2 separate regions of the Homo sapiens genome follow, and region 1 is linked to region 2. A link is a loop called in an ENCODE intact Hi-C map of the cell type or tissue named here. Cell type or tissue: gastrocnemius medialis. All regions are shown on one strand. Links, peaks and the distances in the headings refer to the core of each region. The heading gives the core; the rest is flanking DNA. Region 1 overlaps RCN1 (reticulocalbin 1). Region 2 holds the start of IMMP1L (inner mitochondrial membrane peptidase subunit 1).

Region 1 (7,639 bases), core at 2,635-7,634, 590 kb after region 2:
AGGAAGGAGAAATGAGATTACAGAGGCACGGGGTGCAGACCTGCTGGGTGCATGGTGAGGTTGGCAAAGAAACAGGCCCAAGGAGAACCAAAGATGCACTCACGCGGCCAGAATCGGGGAGATCTTGAAAGCCAGGCACGGCGTTGAGACAAGATGTTTTGGGTACCAAAGAGCCTCTGTATGTTCCAGATCTAAGAATGAGATGATGAAAGTAGAGTTCTGCAAAGAGAAGTATGGCAGTAATATAGTCTAAAGCCTGCGCTCTTAACCACTTGCAGTAATTCCCCTAATATGCCATGAGGCCTAGATTATGGGGTGGCTTGAAGGGACTGATATTAGAGGCATTCTGACATAGAATGTTTTAAAGAACTCAGTAGGTCGGGACCTTTTTTCCCTATATGTACCATTTGAGCATGCAGGATGAGTGATCTGGCAGGAAACGCCTTTCTTGACCGCACGGTTTAAAAACATTTCTGCATACATACATCCTGCAGGAAACCCCGCAGAGTTTCATGATTCTTCAGATCATCACACCTTTAAAAAGATGCTGCCACGTGATGAGAGAAGATTCAAAGCTGCAGACCTCAATGGTGACCTGACAGCTACTCGGGAGGAGTTCACTGCCTTTCTGCATCCTGAAGAGTTTGAACATATGAAGGAAATTGTGGTTTTGGTAAGATAAGTGAAGAGTCTGGGCTGGGAAGAGACCAGGGAGAAAACTGCCTCCAAATCTTGTCTCTTCCAAAGAGAGAAGATTTTTCAGCCTGAAGGGAATTGGAGAAGGACTCTGAAGTAGAGTTTGTTGGAATCCCCGTCTACCCAGAAAATTAGTCAGGTCAGGCTGGCTGCTGTAACAGATAGCCCCCAGTTGTAGCCATTTAACACTAGCAAAGCTTGTTCCAGCCAGATGGACCTCCTGGGCTGTTCTCTGAGCACAGTTGGGTACCCAGTTCTCCTCTAAGCACTCCTGCTTGTGCTCTGCCATCTTGTAGCTTCAAAGTCATCCTGGCAACACCCAGCTGGCTGACAAAGGAAAAGAGAGGGAATGAGAAGATACAGTCTTTGTTTACTCTTCCGGCCAGGGAATGACACATCCCCTTCACGTATGTTCCACTGGTCCCTCCTAGATATGAAGAGGCTGGGAAATACAGTTTAGATACGTGCCTAGAAAGAGTAAATGGGGCCCAGGCACAGTGGCTCACGCCTGTAATCCCAGCACTTTGGGAGGCCGAGGCAGGCGGATCATGAGGTCAGGAGTTTGAAACCAGCCTGGCCAATATGTTGAAATGCTGTCTCTACTAAAGATACAAAAAAAATTAGCCAGGCATGGTGGCATGTGCCTGTAATCCCAGCTACTTGGGAGGCTGAGGCAGGAGAATCGCTTAAACCCAGGAGGCGGAGGTTGCAGTGAGCCGAGATCGTGCCATTGCACTCCAGCCTGGGCGACAGGGTGAGACTCCTTCTCAAAAAAAAAAAAAAGAAAGAGCAAATGGCTTAAGTGAGCAACTAGCTAGTCTCTGCCCCATTTTTCAATTTTAAGGGACTTGGAAAAAGACTCAGAAATGGAATGAATTGGATTGTTAAAACTGTATGGAAATGTAAAGTAAAAATTATGGCTGGAAGAGATGCTACCCTTAGCGGGTGGGTCTTTGGAGGGTGGGTGGATCAGGCCCTAGGCTTTGAGGAATGACTATGCTTGTAAGGCCTCAGAATGTAGTTGCTTTCCGTAGTGTCTTGTTGGGTCCCAAATGTCTTCATTTTCCATGACAATTAAATAAATGCCATCACCTGTTTTCCTGGGCAGATGCACCAACCCAGTTCCAACTGTTTCAATCCTGGGAAACAGATGGCTAGAGCTTTTGTTTACACGAGCTGTGGATGGTTTTAGTTATCCAGGTGGTGGAAGGGTCCACTCATGCTTCATCCTCCTGACTGCCATGACTGTAAGGACTGGGCAGTGGCTCCAAGAATCATTTCTCTTTACCACTCAACATTCATGTAGTGTTAGCTAATGTGGCAGAGGACAGTGCAGGTGGTGAATGATCCCGAGTAGACTACGAGCCTTTGGGAGTGGCTCTCTGCTCTCAGGTTGGCTCTTTGGTTTGACCCAGGATGCCTCTGAGTTGCTGTGCCAATGAACAGTAAACTCATTTAATTATTGACCCAATCAAAAAATACTGAATAAGAGGTCAAGTATACTAAATACAGAGCACAATACATCAAAAAGTCAGATATACTTTTATTTTTTAGTTGCCCACTGTTTCACATTTCTCTTGACACCAACTCAGTATTCATAGTCCTGTTAGCACTAGAGTCTATTCTTGTGGTCATCTAATCCAGTGGTTCTCACACTGGGTTTCTCGCATGTTCCCCAGTGGGTGTTTTGGCTGGATGGTGGAGTTAGTTGGCCTGGCAGGGCCTCCTGATATCGTCAGAGCACCTCTGGGGTTACAGGTACATCTTGCTTGCTTTGAAGAAAGCATTCTGCTCTGGAAACTGGGGTGGGGGATTAGGAACAGAAACTATTGCCTGTTTTTTACAGATAAAAAACTAGTTCCCAGGGAAGTAAGGCGATGAGCCAGAAGTCACCAAGCATTCAGCCGTAAAAGCTGGACAAATGAGGACAATAGAATTCTCAGACTTCTTAGAGCACATGGCCATCTTGCATTCTGTTTTACCTTTTGCTTCCTAGGAAACCCTGGAGGACATCGACAAGAACGGGGATGGGTTTGTGGATCAGGATGAGTATATTGGTGAGTACTGACCTAGAGTCTTGCTCAGCTGTCCTGACTGGGCCACATGACCCCACCCACACGTCTGGCTACTTTCCCCAGACGTCTCTTTTAGCAACAGCTGCAAGTCTATACGTCACTCCTGGGAGCTTCCAGCCTGCTTGTCCCATCAGCCCTAGTGATGTAGTATCAGGGAAGTATTATTAGGCCTCATTCAGTGGAGAAGAGATGAAAAGGCTGGCCCTACACAAGGCTGGCCAACAGTTGGCCCCATGACTCTGAGAGGTGCCCTTCATCACACTGCCTAGTTTTACCTTTGCAAAAGGACATTGGAGATCCCATAGATTTACAGTGAAGATAGAGGAGACAGTGTCAGGGCAAAGCCTCTAAAACTGGACTGGGTCAATGGAGCCTAGAAACTCTGAGTAGATGCAGCTGTGATTAACAGAACTGTTTATGTGTCTGAGCACTTTGCAGAAAGGCATTCTTCTTAGAAAGATAAATGCTTTACAGAGTGCACAATTGCCCAATAATATGCTCATTTTGTGCCCCTCGTTTCCCATCCTTTGGATGGGAGTCCTATAGTGTCAAATTAATGTATTTGGGTCTGAACCCACCATTGCTGGTTAGAGCCCTTCCTGGTAGCCCCAAATCCCCCCCAGCCCAACCCCCCGCTAGAAAGGACTAGAGCAGGCAACAAGGACAATTCCATTTGATCCTCACCACCTGCTATGGCACATGGCTCCAGCTGCAGGCTCCCTTCTCATGGCAGCTCTTTTCCCAAGTCTCAATAAAGTAAAAGCTGGAAAATCATTTGGTTTAGGTGTTGACCTATGAAAAGAGAAATGAAATATGTATAATTTTTGTACAGATTTTTAATCAAAGCCATTAATTACCTTTAAATGTAAAACTCAGAGCCTGAGTTGCTGTCTCTGGTTTTGTGGTTGTATTACTTTGCCATCCCAGACACGAGAACAAGTGCCTTCAGCAATGAAGAGCAGACTTTCCTCTAATCATTAGAAATTATGTTTGATCATGAGCCAAACACTGTTCCTTGTGTGTCATTGGTAACAGACAAGGTAGCTCTCGCCACAGTAATTAAAGTGATCTTGGTGGCACTACCCTGATAGAATAACATATGCTGACAGCTCCCTCATCAGAGCAAGCAGTTGAGCCTTCCTCTTGCTGGGTCCACGTGCGAGGGTCACGTTCGGAGGCGCAGACCTCTTACTGTGGCACTGGGGATGAAATGAGACTGACAGCAAAGACTGCATGATCAAAACAAACAATGTAGTGCTTTTGATTGAAAGTGTGCGCTCTGCCCAGCCCTCCGGAACTGTGCATTGAAATGGTGCAAAGTCAGAGGCAGAACTCTTTGAGTGGCTTTGCCTAAAAGAAGCATCCCATTCTTTACAGTGAATAGGGAGAGGGAGGTGGAGGCGTTGCGCTTGAAAATCGAATACCTAGTGACTCACAGGCAGAGGAAACCCAATGTATTGACTCGTCATTTCACTTCTCGGGGAGGCTTCTCTTCAAGCGGCACCAAGTGGAAAGTGTGTGGTGGGGGGTGGTAGTAGGAAGAGCACTGGAATTAGGAACCCTACCTTCACCAATTAGCTGTGTGACCCTGGGGTAATCATGTAATGGCTTCAAACCTCAGCTTCCTCATCTGTAAAATGGGGGAAAAAAAGTGAGCCCATTTTTACAGGATTCGATGAAGCTCGAATTAGCTAATACATATTACAACTCTTTCTCAAAAACAATGTAGACATGTCAGTTAGGGGTCTACCTTGTAGTCAAGGGTCTTGTCTTTTTTTTTCCTTCACTTACTACCTGCTTCATTCACCACCTGACATTTCCAAGCTCTGCTTCCGTGACAGAGAAACTGCCTGCAGGGTATCTCTCTTTTCCAAGAGCTACTGACACACACACAATGCAAAAACGTTTCCTTTTTCTTTTCCTTGCCATTTTGTACAATGGGGATAATGACCCATCTTGTAGAATTGTTATAAGGATGAAATATAATGACAAGTGAAAGCCCTTTGGAAATGATATAAACAATAGTACTAAACACAGTGGCTAAGACTCTGGGTTGAAAGCAGAGTGACCATGTTCCTGTGCAGCCTCCAGCTCATATGAGCTGTGGGTCATTGGGTAAGACTTTACCTCATTGTTTTCATCTGTAAAATGGGAATTATAACAGCACTCACTTTGTAAGGCTGTTATGTGAAAATCAAATGAAAACTGTGTGTAGAACACTTTATACAGTATCTGGACCATAGTGTTCAATGTTAGTCATTATTATTAGTTTTCGCTTATGTAGTGCCAGTTTGGGTTGTAGAGGGCTTTTACATCAAAATGGCACATTTGATCATAATAGCCCCATGATTTATAAATTATCATCTCCATTTTACAGACAAGGAAACTTCAGGCTCAGTCACTGAACTAAGTCAAAAGCCGGGATTTATCTTTTGGCTTCTAAACTCAGTTCTTTCTACTCCACCACATGGCCTTCATCATGAATAAATTACTGCATCATTATCCCCAAGAAGCTGCCTACCAGCTGTTTGAGTTAGGTCTCTGGATTGGTTGTCGCCTTTCCTAAAGCTCAGGAGGTCAAGTTTGTTTTATGGGGGTGGGGGAGGTTTACCTTCCCACTTTCCTTTGTAACCAACAATAACCTTCCCTTCTAGCGGATATGTTTTCCCATGAGGAGAATGGCCCTGAGCCAGACTGGGTTTTATCAGAACGGGAGCAGTTTAACGAATTCCGGGATCTGAACAAGGACGGGAAGTTAGACAAAGATGAGATTCGCCACTGGATCCTCCCTCAAGATTATGATCATGCACAGGCTGAGGCCAGGCATCTGGTATATGAATCAGACAAAAACAAGGTATTTCCCATTCTTCTGGAATCACTGATTGAAGGGAGACAGTTTACATAAGATCGGTTTTGTTTGCTTTTTCGGCGATAGCATTGACCCATGTGGCCATGTCTTTATTGACTTTTCCTTCTTGTCCTACAGTGGAGACCTGTAAACTTGAGCTAATACCGTGATAACCCACAGTAAAATTATTAGGCCCCAACTTTCCTGGAAAGTCAGCTGTGAGCCACAGACTTACATTAAGTCACATTTCCTAAGATTGCAGAACTTTGTGGGCAGGACACGATTTAAGAAGTATACCCCGTGTTGCCCTAGGATCAGCTTATTTATCCATTCATTGTCACCAAATACTTATCAAACATCTGTGAGGTGTCAGGAACAAGGAAGCCCATCCCATTAAAGCCCAGACATCCTCAGGCAAGCTCAGGTTTCTGGCTTTAATGCCTAGTACTTCGGTATCTATTGATAAACATCCAAATAAACAAATCAATACATTTAGAAAAATGTCCTGCCTATTCCCCACTTTGCTGATTGCCCCCAAATTCTCAGGTTATGCCAACAGTCAGTTTAGGCAGCGAGGCTGTAAGAGGAAAGTGGCATTCTTGAGGGCCTATTTTGGGAAGACCAACACTGCTTGTGGGCACAAATGGATTCTAGCTTCTGAATTACTCGGGGACTTCCCTGACACGTTAGCACGGTTTTTATAGCAAGAGGCTGTTCCGATTTGGAGTTTTGCAATGCAGTCATGGTAGATGAAGGAGGTGCCCAGTAGCTTCTGGATTACTAAATATAGTATTTTAAATGTTGTACATCAGTGAAATGACATGAACATCATACAGAACTAGTACAGTTACCAGAGCTTCCATGACAGTGCTCTTTGATCTCTTCTATAGGATGAGAAGCTAACTAAAGAGGAAATATTGGAGAACTGGAACATGTTTGTCGGAAGCCAAGCTACCAATTACGGGGAAGATCTCACAAAAAATCATGATGAGCTTTGATAGACACTCACCAGAATATGGCAGACTGTCATAGGCATTCTGTTATTGTCTTGGATTGTTGCTACAATTGTCTAATTTACAGCAGTTGTGATCCCACAAAAAGCAAGTTTATACCTCAGATTGGGGTATAAAAATTGTTTTTCGCTCAGTATTTACTGGAAAATGGACATCACTAGTCTTTCAGTAAGATTTCTCTCAAAACACGTGAAAACCTTGGTAAATTGCAATTCTTTCTGGGGATATATTGGTACAACATGACTTAAAACTTTTTTTTTTCTATTAAAACTTAAAGGGGAACAAAACTTGAAAAAGCCCTGTTCTTCAGAAGGTGAGTGGGTTGAGGGAGGCAGTAATATGAAGTGACTGCTGTGTATTTTAACTACCAGATTTTTTATATTTGCCACTGTTAAATAGTTGGAAAGGGGAAATTCTGATTAAGCGAAAGTGGTATCATCCTAGGTAAGCTTATTTCAGAACAAGTCTAATATTTCAGATTCTTTCTTTTCGACTTTATACTCTGAGTTATTACTTACTGTAAGTGGTGTATATGAAACCTCCATGCATTTTCCAGTATGGATCTGCTAATATGCACAGTAAATCCATGTCTTTGTTTGTTTTTCTATTAAAAAGCAATCAAGAAAGATAATGTGAAAAAGAAAGGAATTTAGAGGTAGGGAAAAGATGAATGTCAGACATTTGAAGAACTATAGTAAAATGATAAACACTAAATATACTTGAGAAAACTTTCTTAATATGCCAATGAGGTAGGCCTGATCTTTGAAATAGTGAATAGGAATACAATGCATTTCCTCAGTGATCACTGATTAGAATGAGTTGGTGGGATCCTTGGGAAGCCAAACGGAGCGGAGTTCTGGATCATGTCCCATCCAGTCCAGTGAATCCACGACCCGCAGACCTGTCCCCCCGCAACAGCTTATACCATGGAATGAGGACAAGGTGATACTCTGAGCTGTGGACTGAACTGGCAGACACAACCTGTACAGATTGAAATTTCACCTTGT
Region 2 (8,951 bases), core at 3,952-8,951:
ACAGATTTTGCTGGGTAGTCAACTTAGGTGAGAAGGAATTGCCACAGGGTGAGTTTCCCATTTTTACTGATTTAACTTGAGGTCCCCACAGTACAGTGTGGCTCAAATTCTGAGAGAAAGAAAGCCAGCCTTCTGAAGAACCTGAAGACACACACTAACCAATGGAAAGTCCAGAAAGAAATCTGCCTAATTTATGTGTGACTTTATTTATTAAAAAAGTGATGATGCGATATAGCAAGGAAAGAATCATTTTTTCAATAAATGGTGCTAGGTCAATAGGATACCAATACAGGAAAAATAAACACATCTTTACCGCTGCCTCACACCAAACACAAAAAAGTCAATTCCAATAAAGTACAGACATAAATATTTAAAAGTAAAACATCAATGGTTTTAGGAAAAAAAACATGGAGATCATCTTCGAAATTTTGGAGTAGGCAAACATAGCCATAAAGCACCAGCCACTAAGAAAAAATTGTTAAGTCAGAATATGTTTTGACTGAAATCAAAAGATAAGAAAATGAAAAGGCAAGCTACAGAATGATAGAAGATATTTGTAATGAATTTATTTGGAAACGAACTCTTATCCAAAATATAAAAGAACTCCTACAAATCCATGGGACAGAGGCAGACAATCCAAATTTGTAAAATTAAAAAACATGGATAGACCCTTTCACAAAAGAGGTTACCCAAATGGCCAATAAGCATATAAACGGGTGCTCAACTTCGTCAGTTCAAATCCAAATGACAATGCCATACCACAACCCTCTGAGAATAGCTGAAATGAAAGAAGAAAAACATTGTGTTGATAAGGATGAGAAGTAACAACCATTCCCAAATACTACTGGTAAGAGTATAAACTGGTACAATTGCATTGAAGAAATGGCCACAAATGGGAAACTATCCAAATCCCTTCTAACAGTAGAACACATAATAAATTATAATACATTTATATAATACTATACAGCAATAAGAATAGATCAGCCACAACGACACACATTAACAAGGATCATTTCACAAAAATAATGTTAAGCAAAAGAAGTCAAACATGGAATCTAATAGTGGATCTAATGGAATCTAATAGTTGATCTCACAGAAGTAGAGAGTATAATAAAAGTAGAGAAGTAGAAAAACAGGTAAAAGAAATCTGTGGTGCTACAACTCAGGACTATAGTTTCTCTTTGTGAGTATAATGACAGGAAGGAGGCAAAAAAGGAATTACCGGAGGTTGAGGAACTCCCTCTGTGTAGACATGACCTTAGTATTCATTCCTTCAATCATGCTGCCAGAATACCAGCAGGCCCCGTAGTGAACCTTCACAGTATCTCTGCTATATGCTTTACCTGCACAGACACAACAGTGATATGGACTCCAGGGCTAGTGAAGCCACTGAAAAAACAACTGAAGAGGTGTCCACTTGTATCAGAAGGTGCTGGTTGCCTACCATGTTCATTATATGTTTTCTGGTGTATCTCAAAGTGGTTTCCTGCAGGATTTACAACAGTCAATCAAGGAAGTTATGGGAAACATTGTGGACATGGAAAAAATAAAAAATAAAAAACGTCGGGAGGGAATAGTTGTTTAAGATAGGCACCTTGGAGAAATTCAAGAGTTAACAGACACCACACCAGAGGCATTAACAGAAGATGACTTGATGGAGATGAATGCTTCCAAACAAGTGCCAGATGATGAGAAAGAAGTAGAAGAAGCAGTGCCAGAAAACAAACTGACATTAGGCAATCTGGCAGAAGTCTTCCAGTTATTCAAGACTGCTGTGACTTCTTCTGACATGGACCCCTATTATAACACAGATACTAAAACTAAAGCAAACAGTGGAAGAAATGGTACTGTACAAAAACATTTTTAGAGAGCTGAAAAAGCAAAACAGACAAATTAGTATGTATTTCCATAAAGCTATATTGACTGCGTCTACCTCTCCTTCCTCCCCTCCCACCTTCTCTGTCTCTGGCACCCTTGAGACTACAAGACCAACCCCTCCTCTTCCTCCTTCTGCTCAGACTACTCAACATGAAAAATGTCAGAACGAAGACCTGTATAATGATCCACCTGCACTTAATGCATGGCAAATATATTTTCTTCCTATGATTTGATTAACATTTTCTCTAGCTTACTTTATGGAAAGAATGCAGTACATAATACATATACAAATTATGTGTTAATCCACAGATGTCATTGGTACAGCATCCAGTAGTCAAAAGTAGACTATTAGCAGTTAAGTTTGGGAGGGGTCAAAAGTTATATGCGTGTTTTCAACTACACGGGTGTGGGGGTCGACACCCCTGATCCGCACACTGTTCAAGGATCAACTGTACTTTATTGACCTATTTGCCCACGTATCTTCCCCAACTGTGAACTCAAAGAGTACTGACACAGTATTTTTTTCTCCTGTAACCTGAGCTCTGGTGCACTTCCTAGAATTTAGTATGTCCTTCATAAAGAATTAATTAAGAACGCACCTAAACATATAACTTTTTTTTTTTTTTTTTTTGAGACACAGTCTCGCTGTGTCGCCCAGGCCTGGAGTGCAGTGGCGCAATCTCGGCTCACTGCAAGCTCTGCCTCCCGGGTTCACCCCATTCTCCTGCCTCAGCCTCCTGAGCAGCTGGGACCACAGAAGCCCGCCACCATGCCCAGCTAATTTTTTTGTATTTTTTAGTAGAGACGGGGTTTCACCATGTTAGCCAGGAAGGTCTCGATCTTCTGACCTTGTGATCTGCACGCCTCGTCCTCCCATAGTGCTGGAATTACACGCATGAGTCACTGTGCCCAGCCAACATATAACTTTTAACTCTTCCTTTCCATGAATACTTTATTTATTCTCGTGTTTTATATTCAACTCTGCTACTTGCTGGTAAGTTCAAGAATTTGAAATTATTTGGGAGCAAAGATTTTATCTTTGTTAAAAAAAAAAAAAAAAAAGGCGGCTGGGCGCGGTGGCTCACACCTGTAATCTCAACACTTTGGGAAGCCGAGGCGGGTGGATCACAAGGTCAAGAGATTGAGACCATCCTGGCCAACATGGTGAAAGCCTGTCTCTACTCAAAATACATAAATTAGCTGGGCATGGTGGTGCATGCCTGTAGTCCCAACTACTCAGGAGGCTGAGGCAGGAGGATCATTTGAACCCAGGAGGCGGAGGTTGCAGTAAGCCGAGATCATGCCACTGCACTCCAGCCTGGCAACAGAGCGAGACTCCGTCTAAAAAGAAAACAAAAAACAAACAAACAAAAAACCCATATTTGGCTGACGCGCTGGCTCACACCTGTAATTCCAGCACTTTGGGAGGCCGAGGTGGGCGGATCACGAGGTCAGGAGACTGAGACCATCCTGGCTAACACGGTGAAACCCCATCTCTACTAAAAATACAAAAAATCAGCAGGGCGTGGTGACGGGCGCCTGTAGTCCCAGCTACTCGGGAGGCTGAGGCAGGAGAATGGTGTGAACCCAGGAAGGCACAGCTTGCAGTGAGCCGAGATCGCGCCACTGCACTCCAGCCCGGGGAACACACCTAGACTCCGTCTCAGAAAAAAAAAACAAAAGCATATTTATCCTACGATAGTGTTATACCAGATATATATCCTAATTTCATGAATACTCTGGTGTGTATATAGATCATCTTTCCAGAATTATAGTCCAAGTCAAAGTTGGAAAATAATTCTTCAGTTCTAGTAATGAGGCAAACAAAGCACCACTATCATCATCTTGGGAAATCTAAAGGGTTAAGTAAATACAGTAGGAAACAAGGGAATATGTAATACAGAAGCCTATAAAAACGAATTATACCATTATGTTAAGTGAAATAAGTCAGACACAGAAAGACAAATATCACATGATCTTACTCATAGGTGGAATCTAATAGTTCATCGCACAGAGAGTACAATGGTGTTTACCAGAGGCCAGGATGGTTGGCAGGGGGGATGGGGAGAATTTGGTCAAAGATACATAATATCAGTTAGATAGGAGGAATAAATTTCAAGAAATCTATTATATAACATGAATTTATAGCAAGCTGACTATAGTTAATAATCATATATTGTATTCTTTAAAAAAATGTAAACAGTGTAGATGTTATGTACTCTTACCACAAAAATGATAACTATGTGAGGTAATGCATTGCTAATTAGCTAGATTTAACGATTCCGGAATGTACATACACTTCATAGCATCATGAGGTACACAAAACAATGCCATCTGTCAAAAAATAATAATTATATGTAGCATTTCAAAAAGTTCACAGCATCAAAAATATTTGTAGGGGTGGGGGGACAGAGAGCATCAGGAAGAATAGCTAATGGATGCTGGGCTTAATACCGAGGTGGTGGGTTGATCTGTGCAGCAAACCACCACAGCACACGTTTACCTATGTAACAAACCTGCACATGAAGCCCAGAACCTAAAACAAAAGTTGAAGAAAAAAAAAATTCAAGACGTTTCTATCTGATATTGGACTGCTTTGTCACTTTTTCTTTTGGTCTTCCTAGTGCTTATTTACTACAGGATAAAATTAGCACATGCTATTTAATGTGTTCATTTTAAGTACTATGTTGTTTTCTATGTGTTAATTTTATCTCCTCCAGGTGAGACCATTTTTATTACCATAGGTCTAAAATGACAAGATTAAGTCCAAACAGACAGTAATCACTCAACAGCTATTTATTGAGTAACTTAAAGATTCAATATGAAAGCAACCTTGATCAAAGCTTTCCAGTTGATATATTGTGAAACAGGGTTTTTTCCTAAACATGATTCTAAAAAACAAGCAAACAAACAAAAATCCTCCCCAAATGAAAAACTCCAGTCACTATTTAGCAATACTAATTTCAATTTATCAAACAGAATCAGCCCAAAAATTTCAACAGGTCAGTGAGATTTAAAACAATTCGATGGCAAGAATTTCAATGAGGTTTGGCTCTAATTAAAAGGTATCACAGATCACTGTCAAAGTCAATAACTCAGTAGTGCGGTAATGATTTGGGAGTCCTTTTCAATTTAGACATTTGTCAATCATGATTGCCTTTAAACATCAGTTACCCACTGTCCCTGCTCAGTTTTGAAAAAAAAATTAAATACAAAAATACAACTCAAAATACATGTTTTTTCCACACATAAAATTGGTATTTTAGTAATAAACTCTCGATTCAGGGTTCATAAAATAAAGTAGGTATACTTCTAATTCTTCCTAGCAGTTTTTTGGGGGAAAGAAACCCTAAGTATTTTCTGTTATTTGCAGCTGCTTTAACAGCAAACGACAATTAAATGTGTGAACAAGGTTGTCAGAGTAACACTTGTCATTTACACCGCTTAGGAAAGACATCCAAGACTTCCAGAAACACTAATTAAAATTAACAAAAGCTTCTTATCGGAACTTGTCAGAGAGCTATAGTTTGTCAGACACAGGAAAACCAGATAGCCTCAAAGTTCAAGAGTTTTCGCTCTAAGGTTTAATTCCAAACCACCTACCACTAGGCACTAACGAACTAAGCCCAGACGCTCAGCAACCAACTCATTAAGGTAAGAGATCCCATCCTTTCCATATAACACAAAATTAAGAAAAAGACATCGTGGGGAAGGCGGAGTGAATTTTCTATCAGAAATCAGAAGATAAATGAGCAGGAAAAAAGTCTATCCTCACACACAGCGGAGAAAGGTGCTAGCAATTGCTTGATAAGCCCTAAGGGTTTATTGTTTCACCAACCTTTTCTTTAACTCAATGTGAATGAAGGCACTCAAAAGGAGAAGAACGTTACGTGATATTACCTACCTCGGGCCCCAAAGAACCCTGGAGACCCTCAACCAGGACACAGGTGGGCCTTTCTCACCTGGGCCCCGCCGAAGTCGACCGTCCTTTCGTAGGGCGCACTTTTCAGCAATACGCCTTCCGATTGGTTGGCTCGGGACTGACGTCTCAGTCCTATTGGTTACGAGAGCCGCGGTTGGGGCGAGGAGGCGGGAGTTTGGCACTGGTTCTGATAGGACGGGTGTTTGCGTTCCCAGAGTTCCTATTGGGTTAACACTGGAGGCTCTAAGATGGCGGCAGTGGCAACCTGCGGTAGTGTTGCCGCGAGTACTGGGTCTGCAGTGGCGACAGCCAGCAAGAGCAACGTCACCAGTTTCCAGAGGAGGGGTCCTAGAGCCAGCGTGACCAACGACAGCGGCCCTCGACTGGTGTCCATTGCGGGCACGCGACCGTCGGTGCGGAATGGACAGCTGCTGGTATCAACCGGGCTCCCAGCCCTAGACCAGCTCTTAGGTCGGTTCAGAGCGGAGATCTGGGCTCAGCCGAGGGGAAACTTAGGGAGGGGACCTGTCGGGGAAGCCACTTTGACCCCACATCTCTTTCTGACCCCTAAACCTTCGGAGGAGGAGAGAATAGCCTGGTCTGATTGAGATGGAGGGGAATACGGGTTGTGTGGAGACTTCTGAGCGCTGTTAACTAAACATGTTTTAGTGCCCTCGCTCTCTATTTCATTCCCTGCCCTCCAACCCCTTTTCATATTACGGAGGAATTCGTACATGCTTTTTACCCTGAAATGCTTTCTAGTCAAGGGAAGACATTAATTTATGGAGATGGTTTGGCTTTCATTCAGGATACCTCCCTTCTGCTTTCTCCAGGCAGCTCACGGTTTAGACCAGCCTGCAAAAGTTTTTATAATTGTGAGAGACAGACTTCATTAGAAGATGCTGGAAAAAAATGATTTCCCCTCTTTGACCGTCAGACTGCCTGTTCTCTGGTTCTAAATCTTAAAACATTTTGGCTTTAAGAGAGCGAATGTTAAAGGCTTATGTTGACACATAATCCTTATAAAGTATTTTGAGCCTGTCGTTGATATTTAGATAGTGTCTGCGTTAAATCTGTGTATATATTTTTTATTTTTTCTATATACATTTTGCTTCCCAGTATTGATTGCTGCTACATTCCATACGACATCTTTAAATTTAACTCACATTTTAACGAGAAAAGTCTAGTTCTTAGGCTTTCCTTTAAAATCTCTGGAATTTTTTATGAGAAGCCTGCTGAAGAATATGCTTGTTTCATAACTGTTATATTCAAAGGAATGACCAGATTAAGTTGGTAGGACAGATTTGCTGTGTTAATAAAGCTTCTAGATTAATTTCTGAATGCTGTTTCATTAAAACCCCGTCTGTGTTTACATAACTTTTTTCATAGTGTGTGATATGTGTCTGTTAAATCTTGTACACTTTCATAAAATATAACTCATTGCTTGTTCTTGTACTTCGTTTGACATTTCTTTCGGTTATTTTCCCCTCAAAGTAGGCTTTTCATAGGTTTAGTGCAGAGAAAGTAAGAAGACCAGCAACCTATGAGAAAGAGTATGGCTTCTTGATTCTCTCATTTCATTTTCCGGTTATTTCTAGATAAGTTTAAGTATTTTTCACTTAATTGTTTCAAATATATTTTCCTCCTGAGTTGCATGGTACTGTAAATAGAAGTGATTCAAAATATCTAGTTAGCAAATATATAGTCCACCGTTTTTCCCTTGTGAGCCTCAGTTGATATCCTCTTACATTTGAACTTTAAGTTTGGTAGCTATTTCTAGGCCTTATATATTTTTTAATTCAATGGGATATGTAACTTCATTTACTTGATACTAAAACTTTCCAAACAAAAAGGTTATGTTTCTATTATAATGTCTTCAGTTCCTCATTAGAATAACAAAATGTTCCTAGTGTACCTCCTGGCACTTAGTAGATTCTCAGTAAGTTGTTGAATACAAGAAAAATAATGTGTAGAAAAAAACTGAGACAAGAAATTATGAAACATGTAGAATGGAGTTTCATGTTTGAGCTCTAAAAACAAATTAAGTGATATGAACAGTCTCACAAAACCAGTGACCATGTGTACTGATTGTTAGGCTTCAAATTTAGTGCTCTTTGCACTAGGCTACCGCTGTCTGAAATTTTTACGTATTCTTTCCAGGGGTTTTGACCATTTATTGAACCTCGGATTAATGATTTAACTATCGTCTCTTAAAGTACCCACCAAAAAGAGAACCCAAAGCACCTTCTATACGTGTTTCTTCAGAGATACAAACTTGAACAGTAATTTTTAAAGTTTCCGTATTTGCTTGGAATGGGAGACTCGAGTAGGGTATTTAAGTGTAACAAGCTTATGCTAAAAATTACTGTTCATTAAGATGGTAGAAACAGTATTGGTTGTTGAATACTTTGAAATATATTTTGCATGTATGCAGTGAATTCTCAAAGTGCACAAAAGTTGAAGAGGTTATAATAGAATTGACTACATCTTGAAAAATAAATATGTCCAGAAGTATTTTAGTTTTAACCTCTTAATGACATTTTTGTATCTGATTTTCTGTATAAGCAGTTTAGACTATGTTATTACTTGAAAATGTTATTTGACTCAAGTTGCGACAAGCCTAATATGACTATATTGTGACAAAAGGTAATGATAATAGGATGTTATGGTGTTAGAACGGTAAAACTATACTGTAATATTGTGATTATTGCCTGAATATATTATGTGGTTACTGTGTAACAAGTAAATATTATAGCTTCCGTGTAGTACGGTGACATTTTACTACTGCCACCGTGACGTCATTGTAATTTTAAACATGGATGCAAAATATATTTGAAAGGCATCATACATGCTAATTGTTAGTCATTTGATGATACACTGATAATTCCATTACTTATTCCAAAGCATTTCATGAATTTGAAAATTTTCAATATCTGCATTTTTCAAATGACCTAATATATAATGTTTTTGTTCTGACAACCTAATTGTATTATGAGATATTGATATACATTTCCCAAGTTAGCTACATTAAAATTGTTTAAATTCCCAGATTATCTAACCCATGTTCTCAACCTTGCCCTTCTGGGATATTTATATTGTTATTTGAGGACACTGTATGTAAATAACACTTATATTTTGGAAAAGGAAAGAT

The links. Hi-C counts contacts between places; a loop is a spot of excess contacts. Peaks named below come from ENCODE experiments on the same cell type or tissue, not always from the same donor. Only the 100,000 strongest peaks of a DNase experiment are listed, where the experiment ranks them.
Region 1: it touches region 2 in a loop (7-fold over the local background); 8 of 110 quality-filtered maps call a loop at or near these places.

Annotation. Positions count from the first base shown.
Region 1 is chr11:32,097,856-32,105,494 of GRCh38, forward strand. It overlaps RCN1 (reticulocalbin 1), which reads left to right. Exons shown (of 6, transcript NM_002901.4): 3 at 495-673; 4 at 2,693-2,753; 5 at 5,426-5,625; 6 at 6,510-7,639. The coding sequence ends at 6,617. Among named protein-coding and RNA genes, the nearest start is that of RCN1, 11 kb to the left of the region's middle. In gastrocnemius medialis, for the core only: no CTCF peak of the experiment used is centred there; no DNase peak of the experiment used is centred there; H3K27ac peaks cover 1,392 bases.
Region 2 is chr11:31,503,737-31,512,687 of GRCh38, forward strand. It overlaps IMMP1L (inner mitochondrial membrane peptidase subunit 1), which reads right to left and starts at 5,886. Exons shown (of 6, transcript NM_001304274.2): 1 at 5,783-5,886. ELP4 (elongator acetyltransferase complex subunit 4) reads left to right here and starts at 6,031. Exons shown (of 10, transcript NM_019040.5): 1 at 6,031-6,271. The coding sequence starts at 6,049. RefSeq lists enhancers at 6,024-6,913, 6,046-6,335. In gastrocnemius medialis, for the core only: no CTCF peak of the experiment used is centred there; a DNase peak (open chromatin) is centred at 5,955; H3K4me3 peaks cover 2,701 bases; H3K27ac peaks cover 1,731 bases.